Linked DNA regions of Mus musculus: region 1 is linked to region 2. Evidence: chromatin contacts called from ENCODE Hi-C or POLR2A ChIA-PET data. All regions are on one chromosome and are shown on one strand. The core of a region is the stretch at or near the end of the contact, and the rest is flanking DNA. Distances in the headings are between cores, read along the strand shown.

The links. A loop is a pair of places that touch in the nucleus more often than their neighbours do. ChIA-PET counts read pairs that join two places held with the same protein, here RNA polymerase II (POLR2A).
Region 1: POLR2A ChIA-PET joins it to region 2 with 59 read pairs in embryonic stem cell. The contact joins two enhancer-like sites. A Hi-C loop is called at or near these places in 17 of 37 maps with a recorded cell type or tissue (CH12.LX, Patski, T-helper 2 cell and 6 more). POLR2A ChIA-PET finds 5 or more read pairs at or near these places in 5 of 5 experiments (Patski and embryonic stem cell).

Annotation. Positions count from the first base shown.
Region 1 is chr1:86,484,104-86,489,159 of GRCm38, reverse strand. No RefSeq gene overlaps it. Among named protein-coding and RNA genes, the nearest start is that of Gm41907, 14 kb to the right of the region's middle. Within about 2 kb of position 1,552, at least 3 of the 3 ENCODE cell types and tissues checked have a DNase peak (open chromatin) inside an H3K27ac peak, as active enhancers do; they include gastrocnemius, heart and left cerebral cortex, where a contact is called at or near this core.
Region 2 is chr1:86,433,286-86,438,166 of GRCm38, reverse strand. All of the region lies in intron 1 of Gm32700 (a long non-coding RNA gene), which reads left to right. Among named protein-coding and RNA genes, the nearest start is that of Gm32700, 5.8 kb to the left of the region's middle. Within about 2 kb of position 3,624, at least 3 of the 3 ENCODE cell types and tissues checked have a DNase peak (open chromatin) inside an H3K27ac peak, as active enhancers do; they include gastrocnemius, heart and left cerebral cortex, where a contact is called at or near this core.

The DNA of each region.
Region 1 (5,056 bases), core at 303-2,802, 53 kb before region 2:
TCACACAGGCGCTCCAGGATACATTGGAGATATGTGTGGAAAGAAGGCCATCAGTTAGAAGCTACGTGAAAAGTTACACCTTTGTAGACCATTCAGGCTGGAACTCAGAGCTAGGCCTGCCTCAGCCTCCCAGTACTTTGATTCAAAGCATGTGACCCCACACCCATCTGTTTCCGGTCTCTTCTTAGGGTAGCTATTGTTAGGTATATGTGCACTATTTGCTGGGTGTGGTGTAATTCAGCACCCAGGAAGGATCAGCGGGATGCATTCAAGGTTATATTAAGGCTAGGGCTACCAGTGGGGTTAATGTTGAGAGAGAACACACTGTAGTAGTTATTCCTAAGGATGCTGGTCTGGGATGCACTCAATCTCACTTCACCTCTTGAGGCTTCTCTCCTCTGGAGATGCCACAAACCCGTGTCTTTCTCCACACACCCTCTATTCTATGACTGTCCCCACTGCTGGGCCTCCCATTAGATTCTTTCAATCCAAATATACGCTTGGCGACAACAGTCCACAAAAGAGCTTCCTCCAGAACACATTTTTTTGACCTTTTAAAAGAACCCACCTCCTTCCCAGGGTCATTAAGACATCCTTAGTTGAATATTCACCCAGGGGCCACTCTCCTCGTCACTGCATGCCTTTTGTGCAAAAGCTGTACCCAAAGAGAAGCTTAAACATAAGGAGAGGTACATCGGAAGTAGTGGCGCACGTCTTTTCTCGTAGCACTTTGGATACAGAGGCAGGCTGTTGCTATAGTTAGAGGCCAACCTGGGCAATCAGGGGAGACCCTGTCTCAAAAGTTAAAATAGAATCCCACAAGGAATGGGAACCGGGTGGTTAGGTTTTTTTTTATATTAACTCGTCAAGAACGATGGATTCTATGTCTCGAACGAGAGTTTCTCTCAAGACACAGAATAAGGTACCGGTGAATCTAGTCAGCTCCCCGAGACTCAAAAACAAGTTGAGTGCAGACCTTATTATAATCAGCCAGGAGGTGCAACCCAACTGAAGACACACTTAGGTCGAATACATCCTCCCAACGAATTCACACGATACGTGGAAGCCCGTCAGTCTCTACACTTAGAAGAAGAGGGCAAACACGACTCTGGCTGTGCATGTAGGTTAGGAGGGTGCAGGCTTCGAGGATGGACACAACGAGAAGGCGGCTGCGCCAAGGTTCTGCACGCACGGGCTGACTAGCAAACCCATGTCAGAGTGTGCACAGTCGCCCACTTCCCCCGTCCTTGGGTGCCGTGGCCAGAGGCAAGACACGCAGCCCGCGCAGCTCGAGCAACGACGGCTTTTGTTGTACCAGCTTCGAGGCGTCCATCACACAAACGCCGCGAACGTCGGCTCAGGAGAGGCGACGGAACGCGAAATGGCGGGCAGGGGCGGGGCAGAGCAGGGCGCCCATCCTCAAGTACGGGAGGGGCGCGCCTGTTTCTGCGCAGGCGTGCGACCTGCACGCGCCCCCTTTTGCGCAGGCGCCCGGTTGGGGGCGTGTCTTTCTTTGCGCAGGCGCCCAGCTCAGCGCGCGTTCCCGCGTTCCCAGAGGCGCGCGGGGACACAAAGGGCTTTAGGGAAAACGCGGAGCGCGGCCGGGGTTCGTGGAGCGGCTTCAGGTCTTGACGACCTGGAACGGATTTTCGGCGCAGGAGCCGGGCTCGCCGGAACCGCGGGCTTGGTCCCTCCCTACGCTCCCTTCCCTTCCTTTCCCTTTCACCTCCTTTGCCTGTTCTAACGGCCTTACGGGACGCATCGGGTACACAGGGCGCAGGCGCGGGTCGCGCCGGGAGGATGAGCATCCTCCATCTTCTCTCCTGCGACCTAAATGGCGCGGCTGGCAGCGTTTCTGAGCCTGTGGGGACCCGCACGCCTGCTGGGCAGCCCATGGCGCCTCTTGCTTCCCGAGTTCTCTACCTCTCACGGTCCCCTTGAGCACGGAGATGGTAGCTTAACCCTTTGTAAAGTGCCTGTATCGCGATGTGAGACTCCCATGGATAAGGCAAAGGCATAGAAGTTACCGAACTGACCCAACCTTTTGCAAGGTGCTATTTGCAAATTTGATTTGGGAATGCCTTTGAGCAACAGAAATACATTTTCTGTTAAAGAGACATTTCACCGAAGGCGGTGACAAACCATTTTTAAAAGTATTTTAACCATAACCTGTAAGTATTCTTTCTAGCAGTGGAGGCAAGAGAGTTCAGGGTCATTGAACCCTAGTTTAGAAACATGTTCAAAAAAGGAAATAAAAGCGGTCCGGAGAAAGATGGCTCAGTGGTTAAGTGCACTTTTTACTATTGAGGGCTAGCATACTATTCCCAGCACCCACAACCAACCATCTTGTTACTAATCCCAAGGGATCAGAGACTGCCTTCTGTTGTTTCCCTGAGCACCAGGCAAGAAAGTGGTGCATAGATAGGTACCTGTGCAGGGAAAACACCCATACACATAAAATAAAAAACATCTTTTAAAAATAAAATTAGGGGCTGGTGAGATGGCTCAGTGGGTAAGAGCACCCGACTGCTCTTCCGAAGGTCCGGAGTTCAAATCCCAGCAACCACATGGTGGCTCACAACCATCTGTAACAAGATCTGACGCCCTCTTCTGGAGTGTCTGAAGACAGCTACAGTGTACTTACATATAATAAATAAATAAATCTTCAAAAAAAAATAAAATAAAATTAGGCCAGGCAGTGGTAACACGCTCCTTTAATCCCAGTACCCGGCACAGGCAGGTGGATCTCTTAGATCTCGTAGTTCAAGGTTTGGTCTACAGAGAGTGGTCCAAACCTTGTTCAATCCCCCTTACCCCCCAAAAGATACAATTAGCTGGTATGGTTTTGTTTTTTGTTTTTTCCATTAATACAAGCGTTTAGGAAGCAGAGTCAGGTCTCAGGTAGAGGTCAGCTCAAAAGAAATAAAAATTGTTATTAGATACTCCTATAATCCCAGCACTCAGGAGACAGAAGCAGGCAGATCTTGGTGAGTCTGAGGACAACCTGGTCTACACAGCAGGTCTGTACAACCTCTACACACACACACACACACACACACACACACTCCTGGGCTAGTGGTCCTGGGTTGTATAAGAAAGTGGGTTAGGCTGGGCGTGGTGGCGCACGCCTTTAATCCCAGAACTCGGGAGGCAGAGGCAGGGGGATTTCTGAGTTCGAGGTCTGCCTGATCTACAAAGTGAGTTCCAGAACAGCCAGGGCTGTACAGAGAAACCCTGTCTCGAAAAAAAAAAAAAAAAAAAAAAAAAAAGAAAGAAAGAAAGAAAGAGAGGAAGGAAGGAAGGAAGGAAGGAAGGAAGGAAGGAAGGAAGGAAGGAAGGGGGTTAACCGGGCAGCGCATGCCTTTAATCCCAGCACTTGGGAGGCAGAGACAGGCAGATTTCTGAGTTCGAGGCCAGCCTGGTCTACAGAGCAAGTTCCAGGACAGCCAGGGCTACATAGGGAAACCCTGTCTCTAAACAATAGAACTTTAAAAAAGAAAAGGAGCCAGACAATGGTGGCACGCACCTTTCATATTAGTACTTGGGAGACAGAGGCATGTAAATCTCTCAGTTCAAGGCCAGCTTGGGGTACAGAGTAAATTGCAGGACAGCCTGGGCAGCACAGAGACTCCTGTCTCAACAAACAAACAAATCTGAAAAATCAATGACTCAGAACAAAATGAAGGCTCAATGCTATTTTTTTCCTATCAGTTATTTAGTACAGGCTTTCACATGCCATCTGTAGGTCTGAGCACAACTTTTGGGAACTGACCAATCTGTGGGGGTCTCAGTTTTTCAGGGTTAGGGCTCTACCAAGAACCTTTCTTGACTATCTCTGCCATCCTACAGACCCTGGTTTTTGTTTTCATTTTGAGATAGGATCTCTTGTATTCATGCAACTTTGACTGGTCTAGATCCCGTCTCCGTAAAGCAACTACGTGGGAGGAACTAGAAAGATGGTGTGGGGCTGGAGAGATGGCTCAGCGGTTAAGAGCACTGACTGCTCTTCCAAAAGTCCTGAGTTCAATTCCCAGCAACCATATGGTGGCTCACAACCATCTGTAATGTTATCTGACGCCATCTTCTGGTGTGTCTGAAGACAGCTACAGTGTACTCATAAATAAAATAAATCTGAGAAAGAAAGAAAGATGGTGCAATGGTTAAGAGCACTGGCTGTTTGTTCAGAGACCTGGCTTCAGTTCCTAGAACTGATTGACTAAAGTGATTGACTCTGTAGTTAGATCTGAGAGTCCTGACCCCCTCTTCTGGCCTCTGTGAGCAATTCACTAGCATTTGCATATATTTGGGCAAAAATCTCATACACGTAAAATTAAAAAAAAAAAAAAAGCAGCAACTACAGACCAGGCAGTGTCTGTCCCACCGTGCTCCACTTAAATGTGTTCTTTAATTCCCAATTACAGTAAGTAATTTACATTTGTGAATTGTCACTTTGACAATATAAAGGAACCCTAATGCTCATTCATTTTAAAAGTAGTGGGGGGCAGGGGAAGGAGATGTAACCAAAAATGAGAGTTCAAGTCTTATCACCCAGTCCCTTTATTGAATCAGAACTTCTTAATAAGCATCTCTAAGTTTTCCTAGGAAATAAAAATAAAAAGTGTTCTCTACAGCTATAAACGCTATCTAGAAAATTGCCTTTTGTTATATTTTATAAAACCAAATACTCAAACACTTGTTAGCTGGGACTCTGCCAAGTTGCTCATCTGATTTTTTCTATTCATCTGGAAGATTTGGATAATGTCCTGGGCTCAGTTGTAGAACACTTGTCTATCTTGTGTGATGTCCTGGGTTCAAGTTCTAGGACTGTAAAAAGAGGAGAGCGAAGCCAGGCGGTGGTGGCGCACGACTTTAATCCCAGCACTTGGAGGCAGAGGCAGGAGGAGGATTTCTGAGTTCAAGGCCAGCCTGGTCTACAAAGTGAGTTCCAGGACAGCCAGGGCTACACAGAGAAACCCTGTCTCGGAAACAAAAAAAAAAAAAAAAATGAGGAGGTGAAAGCAAGAAGGCCCAACCTTGGCAGAATTTCAGGGGAATG
Region 2 (4,881 bases), core at 2,375-4,874:
GAGAGGCACGGCTCTGGGTTTGCAGAAGCATAAATGTCAGCTGATGGGTCTGTTGACAGTGACTCAGCACAGGAGTATGCAGACATTAAATAAGCCCAAGGACTGGACTGTATAGATTTCAGCTCGAAGCAGCAGAGGTTGAAACCAACGGCCAAGCTCCCCAGCACTACCAGAAATGCTTCTGGATGTACTCTTGGGCCAAGCAGTGTGGACACAGTGATCTATCCAGGCTCTCTGCCTCAGCCCTTGCTGCTTTAAGTATCATCATCTCAGGGGCTGAGGGTGTGGCTCCTCGGCTAAGAGTATTTGCCTAGCATGTGGGAAGATTTCAAGAACTACTTAAAGTATGTCTGGCGGTGCTCACCCGTGATCCTAGCACTCAGGAGGTGGAGGCAGGAGGATTAAGAAGTTGAAGGTCAACCTTGACTACATAGTGATTTTTGAGGCTAGCCTGAGCTATGAGAAACACAAAATACCCTATTGTCTCGTATTTGGCCCATGGAGAGCTATCACATAGTTCTCAACTTCCCTCAGAATTTGGTCCCCACTTCCTTTAGAAGGGAAACTCCGTCCTTGAAGACTTTGCACCGTCTGGCCCCGCCTCAGTCATTTATTATTAAGCTCATCCCCCACTTACCCCTTGAGCCTTAAATTCAGTGCCTTTCTTCCCCTCTGAAAGGCTGTCATTGTACATTTTCAAGAAGTTCAGTGCCTAACCCCACCCTCACCCCCGTTGTTTTTTTTTTTTTGGGGGGGGGGGCAGATTGCTGCAGTGATACCTTTTATCTGATTCAAGCTTGGCCAGGAACAGCTAGTTTTTCATAGTCATGATCAAGTAGTCTGTGTTGTGTCTTCATTCCGTTTGATTTTGGGTTTTTTGTTTTTGTTTTTTTTGTTTTTTTGTTTTTTTGTTTTTAAATAGTACTCTCAGGTTCACTGTTACTGCCTTATCTTCGGGGCTGCTTTTTCCATGCCCCTCTGCAGTACTGAACTCCTCTTGGACGTGTACCTGTCCTACTATGCTTCACTATTTCCCACCTAGAACAGTTAGTACTCAGCACATAGCAGGCCTGTTCAGTGACTGTTACAGAATAGGTATTTGAAAAGGCAAGAGGTACTCAGAAGTGTCTAGGTAGGTAATCAGGGCTTCAAGGAGGTCATCTCTAAAAGGGGGGACAACACCTAACCAGAAGCAGCAGCCTCAGTAGGGAGTGTTTCTGGGGTTGGTCTTCCTGGAGGGCAGAAGAAGGTATCAGGGACTGGCAGAGGAGGGAGGACGGGACTGTGATACAGTCTATGGGAAGCACCAGAGACATCACGGACCTTTCTCATAGTCCTGAATTGAGACTGGATGTTTCTATACCCCTGAACAGCAGTCACTGGGCACACCCATGAAGGAGGTGTGACCTCAGGCAAGGCATTTTCCATCATTATCTATCTCCAGAGGGAGCCGATAGCCTAAGCCATCTATGGCCAACAGCTCTAGCAGGTAAGTCCCTCTTCAGTCTTGCAGAGGAATCAGATAGCATAGGATAGTGCCTATCATGTGGGATCTACCCAGGATGGGAGTATGCCGGGCCGGACGGGACCGGACTAAGAGGAAGATGAGCTCCCACCCCCACTCCCACCCCCACCCCAGGGTATGTGCAGAAGACCAGAGGGAAGAGTCAGATGAATCAGAAAGAGGACGATGGCCTTAGGAAGCTACAACCACATAAACATGTAGCCAAGGATGGTCTTGAATTTCTGGTCCTTCTGCTTCCATCTCCCAAGGGATGGAAATACTAGCATGTGTCACCACAATGCCTGGTTTTATGCAGTGCGGTAGACTGAACCCAGGGCTAATCCCTACCCTCTTTTATTTTTGCTAAGTCTCTGTTTGCTGGGTTCAAATGATTCTCTATCTTAGCCTCCTGAGATGGGACTACAAATGTATGCTATTACACCTTGCCTAAAACTATTTTTTTTTCCTAGACAAGGTTTCTCTATGTATCCCTAGCCATCCTGGAACTCTCTAGGTAGACCAGGCTGGCCTCAAGCTCAGAGATCCTTCTGCCTCTGCCTCCCGAGTGCTGGGATTAAAGGCATGCGCCACCATTGCCCAGCTCGAATAAAATTCTTTTTTTTTTCCCCGCCTAAAATTCTTAATCGTCTGTCTGAACAAGGAACCTTGGATTTTTTTTTTCTTTTGCATAAATTACATAGTCCTGTTCTCCAGCTCTGGATACTGAGTCAGGGCTGATCTCTGAGAAACTGTCAGGGTGACACTGTTAAGGGTGGGCATGGGCCCAGGTAGGCCTCAAGTTGTGTAACATGGGAGTAACAGTGCCCTTGTGTGTGTGTGAAGCCAGGATCGTGGTGAAGCTCCAACTAGAGGGAAAAAGATAACCCCAGTCTAACTGTTCCAGCCGCAGATCAGTCTGCCCTAGAAAGGCAGCCCAGAGGCCTCTCAGTGAAAGACAGCTACCTCCTGCTCTCAGAACCTCGTGCGTCTATGTCATACAGCAGCTACTGGCTGTTGAAAAGCAGCCAAGATGCCGGGAGTTTACAGAAACCAGTAGGACGGCTCCTGGAGCAGACTGAATAGCAGACAGTCTGGAAGTCAGAGCTAGGCCTATGAGGCTGAGGGTGTGGAGGGTGTAGGGTGTGGGGGTTGGAGGTTGGAGATGGTTGGTCCCTGAAGACAGATGGTGAGGGACCTGGATGAAAAGGCTGCCAGTGGTAGGGAGAAGCCTCGGAGAAGCTTGGATTACTGTGTAACCTAAACCAGAGACAATAGTCACGGCACGCTGAATATAGAGCCCCTGGCACCGACGGGCTTTGTCCGGCTTTAACGCCCATATTTGGGTCATTGCTTTATTTTTGCATGCCTGTTTTTCTGCTCCTGACATACTCACTTCCTCTCCAGACTCGAACCATATTCTTTCTCCTCTGACTGATGCTATCTGCCTCAGTTTACCGCGTACTTGGTACACCTGTAGTTCACCCGCAGTGGCCCAAACTGGGTTTATTTCGTACATGGTGAATCTTTTCTGGACCATCGTTTTATTTTCCCATGAAGGTTTCCAAGCTCTGTTAGCCCATCTGCTCACCAAGACGCCTCACTCAGGCACTGCCCAGTAGCCGAATACCAGAAACTGACAAGGGGTTCTGATTCTGGCAGCTTGAAAAGGGTAGAAATTGCCTTCTGGGAATGTCAATGCTGGGCACCTACTGAGCACCACCGATACTGGGTCCTGGCCAAGGTGGACGTGTGGACTGGGATGCCACAAACAGAAGCCTCTTTCTTCCAGGCTTTACGCAGGAGAGCGTTTAAAAACAGGACAAAGCCAGGCGGCCCAGGGGCCTCCCGGGCAGCGGGAGAAAAGCAGGGTGCAGGGAGCCAAGGCGGGGCGCTCCACGGGGGCGCAGACCCGCCCCGCCCGGCCTCGCAGCCTGAAAGGGCCTCTGTGTCGCGGCCACCGCCCGCCCGAGTCCCAGAGAGCGCTTCCTCAGCTGCGCCAGACCCCGGAGGCTCCGCCGCCCCTCTAGGGACAGACACAAATAGTTCCCAGCGCAGCTGTCCGGCCAGTTGCCTGGGGAACTAAACTCAATGGACTGACGTCACCCGGCCGTCGCGTAGCAACTGGAACAGACTCTGGAACGCCCCGGCGTTGAGGTCACGGTCGTCAAGGAGACGGCGGGGCGGGGCCTGGGCGGGGCTGCTGGGCCTCTGGTGGCCTGGCTCCAAGTTGGGAGCCTCCGAGTTTTGCGGGGTTGGGGGGCGGGGGTGGGGTGGGGGGAGCGGTGCCCCCTGGCCTGCCGCAGCCAGACAGCCTTGCCCTCGGCTGGCCCGGCCGGAGAAAGCTCTTTGTAGCCCGATGCGCCCAGCACTCAGATATTTTTCTGGCAGACAGAGCCTTTGTTGTCCTCACCCCATCTTACTGCCCAGTTTCTGTTCCAGCCTCGTTTCCTCACCAGGCCCCAGCCCGGGCTCCAGTTCTACTAAGGGGAGGCAGCACAGTGTTTTTCTTCTCCCTCCTCCCTGGTCACCCAGGAAATGCGGGCAATTGGCCACCAGCCTCGGGAGAAGAGACACAGGGCCCTGCTCCCTGCAATTTATCAAAGTCTTGTTTTTTCCTTCACCCCTGAGCCTGACTTAAAGCGTTTGTGCAAGTGACACCCACCTCCACAGCAGCTAAGCCAGGTTAGGCAAGTGGAGGAACAGGACTTTGTACTTATAATGCCGCCCCCCCCCCCCCCCCCCGTGTCTCTTCCACATCATGGCGGAATACAAAACCCTGAAACCAGGTGTGACAGACCCAGAACCTCTTGGCACCAGCCTTCCAGTTACTCTCCCAGGCTGGGGCACTCCTGTTTCTAGTTAGTCTTGTTCAAGTCCGGTTGAATTCATGTGTGGAGAGATATTTTTCCTCACCTATAGCTGCAGTTTGAAAGTATTAATACTAGAAGTTGGTAGACAACCTGTTTCCTCATTGGTTGACATATAAAATTCAGATGTAAAGTAATATTTTTTTTTAGTTCATGGAGTTGGGCAGAGCGATGAAGAAGATCCAAACGTCCTGTCTCCAAAGCACACTATCGAAGGAAAGCTGTGGGAGGGACTCACAAGCTTATGTGGTGTGGCTGGCATGCTCTAGGGTCCATGCGTGGGCTGCGCCTGGCCTTGGACCTACATCTGGTCCCATGTATGGCCCTGGTCCTGCTTGTGAGAAAGCTGATTTTTTTTTTGGGGGGGGGGGGCGTGTGTTTCAAGACAGAGTTTCGGTGTGTAGCCCTGGCTATCCTGGAACTCACTTTGTAGACCAGGCTGTCCTTGAACTCAGAAATCCGTCTGCCTCTGCCTCCCAAGTGCTGGGATTAAAGCTGTGTGCCACCACT